Regions from separate parts of the Homo sapiens genome. Here region 1 is linked to region 2. A link is an interaction called in ENCODE POLR2A ChIA-PET data of the cell type or tissue named here. Cell type or tissue: IMR-90. All regions are shown on one strand. Region 1 overlaps EFCAB5 (EF-hand calcium binding domain 5). Region 2 overlaps SSH2 (slingshot protein phosphatase 2).

Region 1 (5,000 bases), 170 kb after region 2:
GCACAATTTCGGCTCACTGCAGCCTCAACCTCCTGGGCTCAGGTTATTCTCCCACATCAGCCTCCCAAGTAGGGGGGATGCCACTTTGCCTGGCACATGCCACTTTGCCTGGCTAATTTTGTTTATTTTTGTGGACATTAATCTCCCTATGTTGCCCGGGCTGGTCTCAAATTCCTGGATTCAAGCGATCCTTCCACCTCTGCCTCCCAAAGTGCTGGGATTATAGGTGTGAGCCACTGCGCCCAGCTGAATGAGAGATTTTTTAGTGTCCATGTAAATTTTGATTTTTACAGAAAGAAGAGTATAGCATGAATTTTTTCAAGAATGTATATATTTTAATACACTACCTATTGTCCTGTTGATAGAAGATAAATCAAAACCAGAAGAATGGAAAACAGTCTTTTTTGTTGTTGTTTTTGCTTTTAGCAAACTCGGCTGCAAATAGCATACACAGTATTAGGTAAAATTTTTTCAGTCATCCCAAGATTTATTAGGGGAAGAAATGGGTAGACAAGCAGTGGATAAATTAGAAGTGGTAAGAAAACCCTAGTTCCATGTGGCTTCTTGTTACTTTGTCTGCTGTTGATGAAGCTGTCATCCCTCCATTATCTTTTCATATTTATTGGGAAATACAATTTAATCTGCCAGACTGAAATGAAAAGATAAATCGAGTATGACTTCTTATTCTTGTTCAGTTGGGAATAAATTTATTCCAGAGTCTTATTTTACTCATAAACTGCCCAAGTAACATCACTGGAGTAAATTTTTAAAAATTACACAAACTATTATTAAGAGAATATTGTAAAAATGAACCCCTCGTTCTTCCCAATTTGTAGAGACAGAGGTCTTCTCTGACCATGTCAGTTTAAAATGTAACTTTTCCTATTCTTCTGTGTGGTTAGAGACTTCTAAACAGGAAGTCCAAACAATCATATTTCCATAATTCCAAGATGAGTGGTTTTCCTTTTGCATCTCTGAAATCAGGGTGCATCATTTAGCCCAGAGTGGTGACCCACACCTGTTATACCACCATTTTGGAAGGCCAAGGCTGGAGGATCGCTTGAGCCTAGGAGTTCAAGACCAGCCCGGGCAACATAGTGGGACCCTGTCTGTACAAAAAATTAAAAACATAGCCAGGCATGGTGGCTCACGCCTGTAATCCCAGCTACTCAGGAGGCTGAGACCTAGGAGGATTGCTTGAGCCTGGGAAGTCAGGCTGCAGTGAACCATGATTGCACCACTGCACTCTGGGCAACAGAGTGAGACCCTGTCTCAAAACAAAAAAACGAAAAGCTGCGTCATTTGATAAAGCAGTATGTTTTCCTCTCTTCCCCAATCCCCCAATCTATTAAGTCAATAGCAATCTAATGATTGATGGGTTTTGCTGATTAAAAAAATAAAAGCTGTACTATATGCATTTTATAAGCTAAACATCTAATATAAAAGGATGAAAAAAGATGAAAATAAGAAAATTGTTAAAGGAATAGCAGATACATTAAATAAACAAGTAAATAAACAAAAAGCAGATTTCAAGGTTAAAAATCATTTAATGAGATCAAGACTATTTTTTATATTTGTAAATGTGAAAATTTTATATTTTAAGGCTGGGTGAGGTGGCTCACGCCTGTAATCCCAGCACTTTGGGAGGCCGAGGCAGGCAGACCGTTGGAGGTCAAGAGTTCAAGACCAGCCTGGCCAACATGGTGAATCCTGTCTCTACCAAAAATACAAAAATTAGCTGGGCATAGTGGCATGTGCCTGTAGTCCCAGCTACTTGGGAGGCTGAGGCAGGAGAATCACTTGAACCCAGGAGACAGGTTGCAGCGAGCTGAGATCATGCCACTGCACTCCAGCCTGGGTGACAGAGCAAGACTCCATCTCAAAAAAAAAAAATTTTTTTATATTTTAAAATTTAAAATTAATGAAGTTAATAGGACTCTCTTAAGCTTTATGAGTTTATAGCACATTGTAATAGAATATATAAAAATATAAATAAAAGGTAAAAAATTTACAATAATTGTGCAGATTTTTAAACTTTTTTTGGTAGCAGCTTTATTCAGATATAATTTACAAACTGCATTTATTTCCTGTGGCTGCTGTAGCAAATTACTGCAAACTTGGTTGCTGAAAACAGCAGACATTTATTTTCTCACAGCTCTGGAGGCCAGAAGTCCAAGATCAGTATCACTGGGCCAAAATGAAGGTGCTGGCAGGGCTGCACTTCTCTCAGGAGGGTCTGTGGAAGAATTTGTTCCTTGGCTCTTCCAACTTCTGGTGGCTGTTGGCATTCCTTTACTTGTGGCTGCATCACCAGTCCCTGTCTTTGTGGTCACATTGCCTTTTCTTCTCCTGTCTGAGAAATCTCCTTCTTAAAAGGATATATGTGATTGCATTTTAGGGTCTACCTAGATAATTTAGGATAATCTCCCCATCTCAAAATCCTTAATCACATCTGCAAAGACTCTTTTCCCATATAAGGAAGCATTTACAGATCCAGGGATTAGGACTTTACATCTTCGAGAGCCATTATCCAACCTACTATACCTACCTTATACCCATTTAAAGTGTACAATTGAATGGGCTTTAGTATATTTGCAGAGGAGTACAACCATTAAAACAATCCATTTTAGAACATTTTCACCCACAAAAGAAACTTCATACCCATTAGCAGTCACTCCCCATTTCCTTCCAAACCTCCAGCCCTAGGCAGCCACAAATCTCTTTCTGTCTCCATAGCTTTGTCTATTCTGAACATTTCATATATATGGAATATACAATATGTGGTCTTTTGTTTTTGGCTTCTTGTACTTGTCATAATGTCTTCAAGGTTACTCCATGTTGTAGCATGTATCAGTACTTCATTTCTTTTTATTGCCAAATGATATTCCTTTTTATGAACATACTACCTTTTATTTATCCACTCATCAGTTGGTGGACATTTCGGTTGTTTTCATTTTTTGGCTACTGTAAATAATACCACTATGAACATTTGTGCCTAAGTTTTTACATGAATATGTGTTTTCTGTTCTCTTGGGAGTGGAATTGTTGGGTCATGTGATAACTTTGTGTTTAACCTTTTGAGGAACTGCCAGATTGTTTTCTTTTCTTTTTTTTTTGTTATACTTTAAGTTCTAGGGTACATGTGCACAACATGCAGGTTTGTTACATATGTATACATGTGCCGTGTTGGTTTGCTGCACCCATTAACTCGTCATTTGCATTAGGTATTTCTCCTAATGCTATCCCTCCTCCATCCCCCGACCCCATGACAGGCCCCGGTGTGTAATGTGTCCTATGTCCAAGTGTTCTCATTGTTCAATTCCCACCTATGAGTGAGAACATGCGGTGTTTGGTTTTCTGTCCTTGTGATAGTTTGCTCAGAATGATGGTTTCCAGCTTCATCCATGTCCCTACAAAGGACATGAGCTCATCTTTTTTTATGGCTGCATAGTATTCCATGGTATATATGTGCCACATTTTCTTAATCCAGTCTATCATTGATGGATATTTGGGTTGGTTCCAAGTCCTTGGTATTGTGAATAGTGCCGCAATAAACATACGTGTGCATGTGTCTTTATAGTAGCATGATTTATAATCCTTTGGGTATATACCCAGTAATGGGATCACTGGGTCAAATGATATTTCTAGTTCTAGATCCTTGAAGAATTGCCACACTGTCTTCCACAATGGTTGAACTAGTTTACACTCCTACCAACAGTGTAAAAGTGTTCCTATTTCTCCACATCCTCTCCAGCACCTGTTGTTTCCTGACGTTTTAATGATCACCATTCTAACTGGTGTGAGATGGTATCTCATTGTGGTTTTGATTTGCATTTCTCTGATGACCAGTGATGATGAGCATTTTTTCATGTCTGTTGGCTGCATAAATGTCTTCTTTTGAAAAGTGTCTGTTCATATCCTTTGCCCACTTTTTGATGCAGTTGTTTGATTTTTTCTTGTAAATTTGTTTAAGTTTTTTGTAGATTCTGGATGTTAGCCCTTTGTCAGATGGGTAGATTGCAAAAATTTTGTCCCGTTCTGTAGGTTACCTGTTCACTTTGATGGTAGTTTCTCTGGCTGTGCAGAAGCTCTTTAGTTTAATTAGATCCCATTTGTCTATTTTGGCTTTTGTTGCCATTGCTTTTGGTGTTTTATTCATGAAGTCCTTGCCCATGCCTATGTCCTGAATGGTAATGCCTAGGTTTTCTTCTAGGGTTTTTATGGTTTTAGGTCTAACATTTAAGTATTTAATCCATCTTGAATTAATTTTTGTAAGGAAGGGATTCAGTTTAAGCTTTCTACATGTGGCTAGCCAGTTTTCCCAGCACCATTTATTAAATAGGGAATCCTTTCCCCATTTCTTGTTTTTGTCAGGTTTGTCAAAGATCAGATGGCTGTAGATATGTGGATGTGTGGTGTTATTTCTGAGGCCTCTGTTCTGTTCCATTGGTCTATATATCTGTTTTGGTACCAGTACCATGCTGTTTTGCTTACTGTAGCCTTGTAGTATAGTTTGAAGTCAGGTAGCATGATGCCTCCAGCTTTGTTCTTTTGGCTTAGGATTGTCTTGGCGATGCAGGCTCTGTTTTGATTCCATATGAACTTTAAAGTAGTTTTTTCCAATTCTGTGAAGAAAGTTATTGGTAGCTTGATGGGGATGGCACTGAATCTATAAATTACCTTGGGCAGTATGGCCATTTTCACGATATTGATTCTTCCTATCCATGAGCATGGAATGTTCTTCCATTTGTTTGTGCCCTCTTTTATTTCATTGAGCAGTGGTTTGTGGTTCTCCTTGAAGAGGTCCTTCACATCCCTTGTAAGTTGGATTCCTAGGTATTTTATTCTCTTTGTAGCAATTGTGAATGGGAGTTCACTCATGATTTGGCTCTCTGTTTGTCTGTTATTGGTGTATCAGAATGCTTGTGATTTTTGCAGATTGATTTTTGTATCCTGAGACTATGCTGAAGTTGGTTATCAGCTTAAGGAGATTTTGGGCT
Region 2 (5,000 bases):
TGGCTTCTCCTGGCTGTTGGTGCCCACTCTGATCATGGAGCAAAGCTGAAGCTGAGCCTGGGCACTGGTGCAACCCAGCCACGTGTATGCATGCTCAAGGCAGCACTGACATGCCAGCCCCCTGGCACCCTGGTCCCCTCCACACACTGGGTTTGGTCACTGACAAGCATGAGATGGAGGCTGAGGGGGCAGGCCAAGGGCAGCTTGGTGTTGGCCTGCAGGTGCCCCTTGGCATGAACAGCCTGGGCACCATGAATGGAAGCAGGAAGCAGGCAGACTCCTAGGCAGACAATGGTCAGTCCCTGGTGAAGTCCCACCTGCAAGCCACGAAGGACCTGAAGCATGGAGGCCAGGCTGCTGGTCCCGCAGACTGCAGTGGGAATTTGTAGTGCTTTTTCTGGGCTGCCCACGTCCACTCATGAACCAACTGGCATGCACTTCCTTCCCTCTGAGGCCCATGAAAAGCCCCGGACTCAGCCAGACCAGAAGAGAGGACGGGATGATCTGCCTGTAGAGAGGAGTTACCCTCTCTGTTGGAGCTGAACACTCATCGGGATGACCTGCCTAGCAGAGAGGGGCCACCCTCTCTGCTGAGAGCTGAACAACACCCTGGCTATGGAGAGGAGCTACCCACTGTGGGTCTCCTCTGAGCTGTTCTATCGCTCAATAAAGCATCTCTTCACCTTGCACACCCTCCACTTGTCTGCATACCTCACTCTTCCTGGACACAGGACAAGAATTCGGGACCTGCCGAATGGCGGGGCTAAAAGAGCTGTAACACAAACAGGGCTGAAACGTGCCCTTTGCTCACCATGTTGCAGGCGACAATAGGGAAAGAAGACAATAAGGAGAGAAGAGCTGTGGCCCTTTGGGGAACCCAGACCTAGGAGCTCAATGAGCCAGGGTTGTGACACCCTCTTTAGGGATCTGTGGTTCCTGGCATCTCTAAGCTTCCAGGAGCCATCACGTTCCCCAGTGTCAGCCGTGGAAGCTGGCTGCTTATGGTATGCCAGGCTTCCATCACCATGGCAACAGGGGCTGATGTCATACCAAGCCAAAAGATCAGGCTCTGCCTCTCCCATTGCAGCCAGTGTGCCTGGCTGTGCACAGTGGCTGGACCCTTGCTTACACACCCCTCGCCACCCCATGCCTGGCTCGCCCTTGGCAGGTATGGGATCCAGGCCGGTAATGTGTAACCTGCCAGGCCGAGTGGGTGGAATGAGCCCAGCAGGCCAGAGCAAAAGTTGGGCAAAGGCGCCATTGGCCACAGAGGTTTCTGGCTGGCAAAGCAACACCCCAAGGATGCTGTAACATTACCTCCTGAAATAGGAAACTTGATTATTAAGCTAACTCTTCCTTCCCTGTACTTCCAATAACAGTGTATCTTTACAATATTCCAAATTCAGTCTTCAGATGCCCCCAAATCTGTAATCTTATAATTCCCCACTAGTGAATTTCTGAGAATTGTGATTTTCAACTCTGGCACACAATCACCTATGGACCTTTGTGAAGAAGAAATATGTCAGGTCTCATTTAAGACCTACTGAACAAGAAACTTCCTAAAGTGAGACTTAAGTTTCTATATTTTTAAAATAAACTCTATAGATTATTCTTGTATAAAACTAGAGTTGAGAATCACTACTGCATTTGACCCTGACCTCCTAGCACCAGAATAACAACATTACATTCAAGGGCAAAGGCAATCCAGCATAAGTTAAAGAGCACCGGCTGGGAGTGTCAGGCAGACTTAGCTGTCACTACCAGCATGGTCACATACCTTAAGCAAGCCTGGTTCCTCACCTTTAAACAGGGACTACTAAAAGTATTTGCCTCAAAGACTTGGATTCAACACTAAACTGTATAAAAAGCATTTAGTACAATGGGTGTCACATGGTAAGTACTCATAGTAAGGGGTCCTTCCCCTCACCCCACCCTTTCCAAAGGGTAAATTTTTCCCAAGCTATAATCTTAAAAATCTGAGAAAACCTACAACTCCTCCTGTTTTGCTTGCTCTCCCAAACCAAAATAAGAGGAAAATATACCTCAGCAGGACCTGCCTCAGATTATGGAAGCAAGATAACTCAACTAGTTGGAGCTTTTATTTGGTTAATTTTGCAAATTTGGCCGAGGCTCCTTGTTTCTGCCTACAAATTGTTTCACTGCCACTTTCTGCATTCTTTGAAACATGCCAGATGTTTCAAAAATACAACTCTGGTAAAAAGAGGGATCAGGAGCCTAGACCAATACAAATCCAGCACAGGAGAGCATGGTGTGTCTGAAGTATCATTTTAGATTCCTTTAGCCAAGGCATCAACTATGTGCAATTTACAATTAAATCACTGTGCTAAGAGCTATTGATAATATAAAGATGTCTAAGAGAATATTTTTGGCCTTTCAATAGCCATTTCATGTACTTAAATAATATATTTTAGAAGTTGTCACAAGTTAGCCAAGCCACAAGCCAAATTAGGGATGGTGAAGAAAATGGAAGATGGTCAGGATGCCCACTTTTTCTTCTTCTTTTTCTCCAGAGCTGAAGTATGAACTTCATTATGTCTGCAGACAACAGTGGCACTGCCTTGACTCTGTTGAAGAGCTGGTGACATGAGGGAATCCTGCATCTGCCCTGCTCTCTACTTGGCACAGATAATGCGCCAGGCCCTCTAAGCACTTTACATAAGTTATCTCATTTAATTCTAACAACTCCATGGGATAGGTACTATTATTATTCCCATTTTATAGATAGGGGAAATGAGGCTTAGAGTGAAGTCACAGTCAGTAAGTGGTGAAGCTGGGCTCTGACCCAGATTGTCTGAACCTTCAACTTGAGCTCTTTAACTACTACATGATGCTGAGCCCTCTCTCTGATTCTGAAAGTCTGAGAGAGCCCTCTAAAAAGCATAGCCTGATAGCCACATCAAAATCACATGGTCAAGAAGTCAGGAAAGTGGTTATTCCTGGTGTATGATGGCTGGGAGGGTGAGTCAGTAGTGACTGAAAGGAGCAAGGAGGGATTGGCAAAGGGGGAAATAGTACTGAGGAGTTGTAATATTCCATTTCCTGATCTAGGTACAGGTTACTTACTTCATGATTGACCTGTGTTTGTGAAAACATCAGTTTGTGAAAATTCATTGTTATACATAAAAGCACAAGATAAGTACACTTTTCTGTATGTATATTTTACTTCAGTAAAAGTATAAAACACAAAGTATAAAGTGATCTTTAATTATTTTTTCTTTACTCTAGCTCCCTAGCAATGTTGACACAGGAAGAATAAGTCTTTATACCCTTTATACCTTATGGAAAAGACATGGAAAACTTTACCCTTCACTGACTTAAATTTATACTAGATTTGGATTATCTCATTTCAGTATCTTGCTTTTAACAGAAGACTAGCCAAGGAATTTCACTGAATAGAAAGAATGTAAGTTAATTGTGTTGTACCTGAGTAATCAAATGCATACAGCCAACTCTTAAAAAATTGTAGTCTATCTCACATTTTATCCTGCTGCTCAAGGAATAGATGTTACAATGTTACAAATGTTGCAGATTAGATTTCTAATATGGAGGTGCAAAAATTAGCATAGCTAGAGTTAAACCAGTGTTCTTTTTCTGTTTTTTCTTTTCTTGAGACAGGGTCTCATTCTGTCACCCAGGCTGGAGTGCAGTGGCATAGTCCTGGCTCACTACAGCCTCAACCTTCTGGGCTCAAGTGATCGTCCCATCTCTGCTTCCCGAGTAGCTGGGACTATAGGAGTACACCACCCCCTTGGCTAATTTTTTTTTTTTTTTTTTTTTTGTAGAGACAGAGTTTTGCTTTGTTGCCCAGGCTGGTCTTGAATTCCTGAGCTTAAGCGATCCTCCCGCCTCAGCCTCCCAAAGTGCTGGGATTACAGGTGTGCACCACTGTCCCCAGCCCAAACCAGTGTTCTTAACCCTTGATTCATATTAGAATAATCCTGGAAGCATTTAAAAAAATACCAATACCTGGGCCCTACTCACAGAGATCCTGATTTAACTGGAGGAGACCCTGTTATTAATTTAAAAGATCATCACAGCCAGGCGCAGTGGCTCATGCCTATAACCCCAGCACTCTGGGAGGCCGAGGCAGGTGGGTCACCTGAGGTCAGGAGTTCAAGACCAGCCTGGCTAACATGACGAAACCCTGTCTCTACTAAAAATACAAAAATTAGCTGAGTGTCATGGCAGGCACCTATAATCCCAGATACTTGGGAGGCTGAGGCAGGAGCATCTCTTGAACCTGGGAGGCGCAGGTTGCAGTGAGCCGAGATCACGCCACTGCACTCCAGCCTGGGCGACAGAGTGAGACTCAGTGTCAAAAAAAAAAAAAAAAAAGATCATCAGGTGATTCTAATGGGCAGCCACAATGAGAACCACTGAGTTAAATAAGGCTAATTTCAAAAATAGCCTTTGTACCCAAGATTACTACAAATCTTATTTCTCCTCAAATGTCACTCAAGAGCGTAAGATTTTTAAAAGAAAATTATTTCTCATAATAATTATTCTGGGATAAAATCATTGAGCTATGCTTTCTTACATCTTAACCTGGAACAAAATAAGTTTAACATCACATTCCTATTAGTGTAAATTTGCATCAGACCCCTTCCAAAGTAAAAAATAAGGATATTGTTCATGGTAAAACTATGTTTGCCACTAGCAACACTTTTTTTATCTTTTTTCTGACGATGGGCCCTAACAATCTCTCTACAATGCAGCAGAGGTGATGCAGAAACAATTCAAGTAATCCTAAACTCCTGTGGGGCAGCTGTTTGCTATTGGCCAACTGGCCATTTGAAACTCATAATAAAACTCATCTTCTTAGCACCAAATTTCCCTTTTTCCCCCCTTTTTCTATTTGTGTATGTTGGCTACTGAAAGGTGTTCTGCAAATGAGTCTGAAAAAATAAACAGAAAATACACATGGTACAGATAGCAGAAACGAAGAGAGTAAATACAAATTATCAGGAATGACAGGACGT

What was found. Peaks named below come from ENCODE experiments on the same cell type or tissue, not always from the same donor. Only the 100,000 strongest peaks of a DNase experiment are listed, where the experiment ranks them.
Region 1: POLR2A ChIA-PET joins it to region 2 with 15 read pairs; 3 of 35 experiments call an interaction of 5 or more read pairs at or near these places.

What each region holds. Positions count from the first base shown.
Region 1 is chr17:30,006,709-30,011,708 of GRCh38, forward strand. The region is part of intron 7 of EFCAB5 (EF-hand calcium binding domain 5); the gene reads left to right. Among named protein-coding and RNA genes, the nearest start is that of EFCAB5, 68 kb to the left of the region's middle. In IMR-90, no CTCF peak of the experiment used is centred here; no DNase peak of the experiment used is centred here.
Region 2 is chr17:29,838,116-29,843,115 of GRCh38, forward strand. The region is part of intron 2 of SSH2 (slingshot protein phosphatase 2); the gene reads right to left. Among named protein-coding and RNA genes, the nearest start is that of SSH2, 90 kb to the right of the region's middle. In IMR-90, no CTCF peak of the experiment used is centred here; a DNase peak (open chromatin) is centred at 2,936.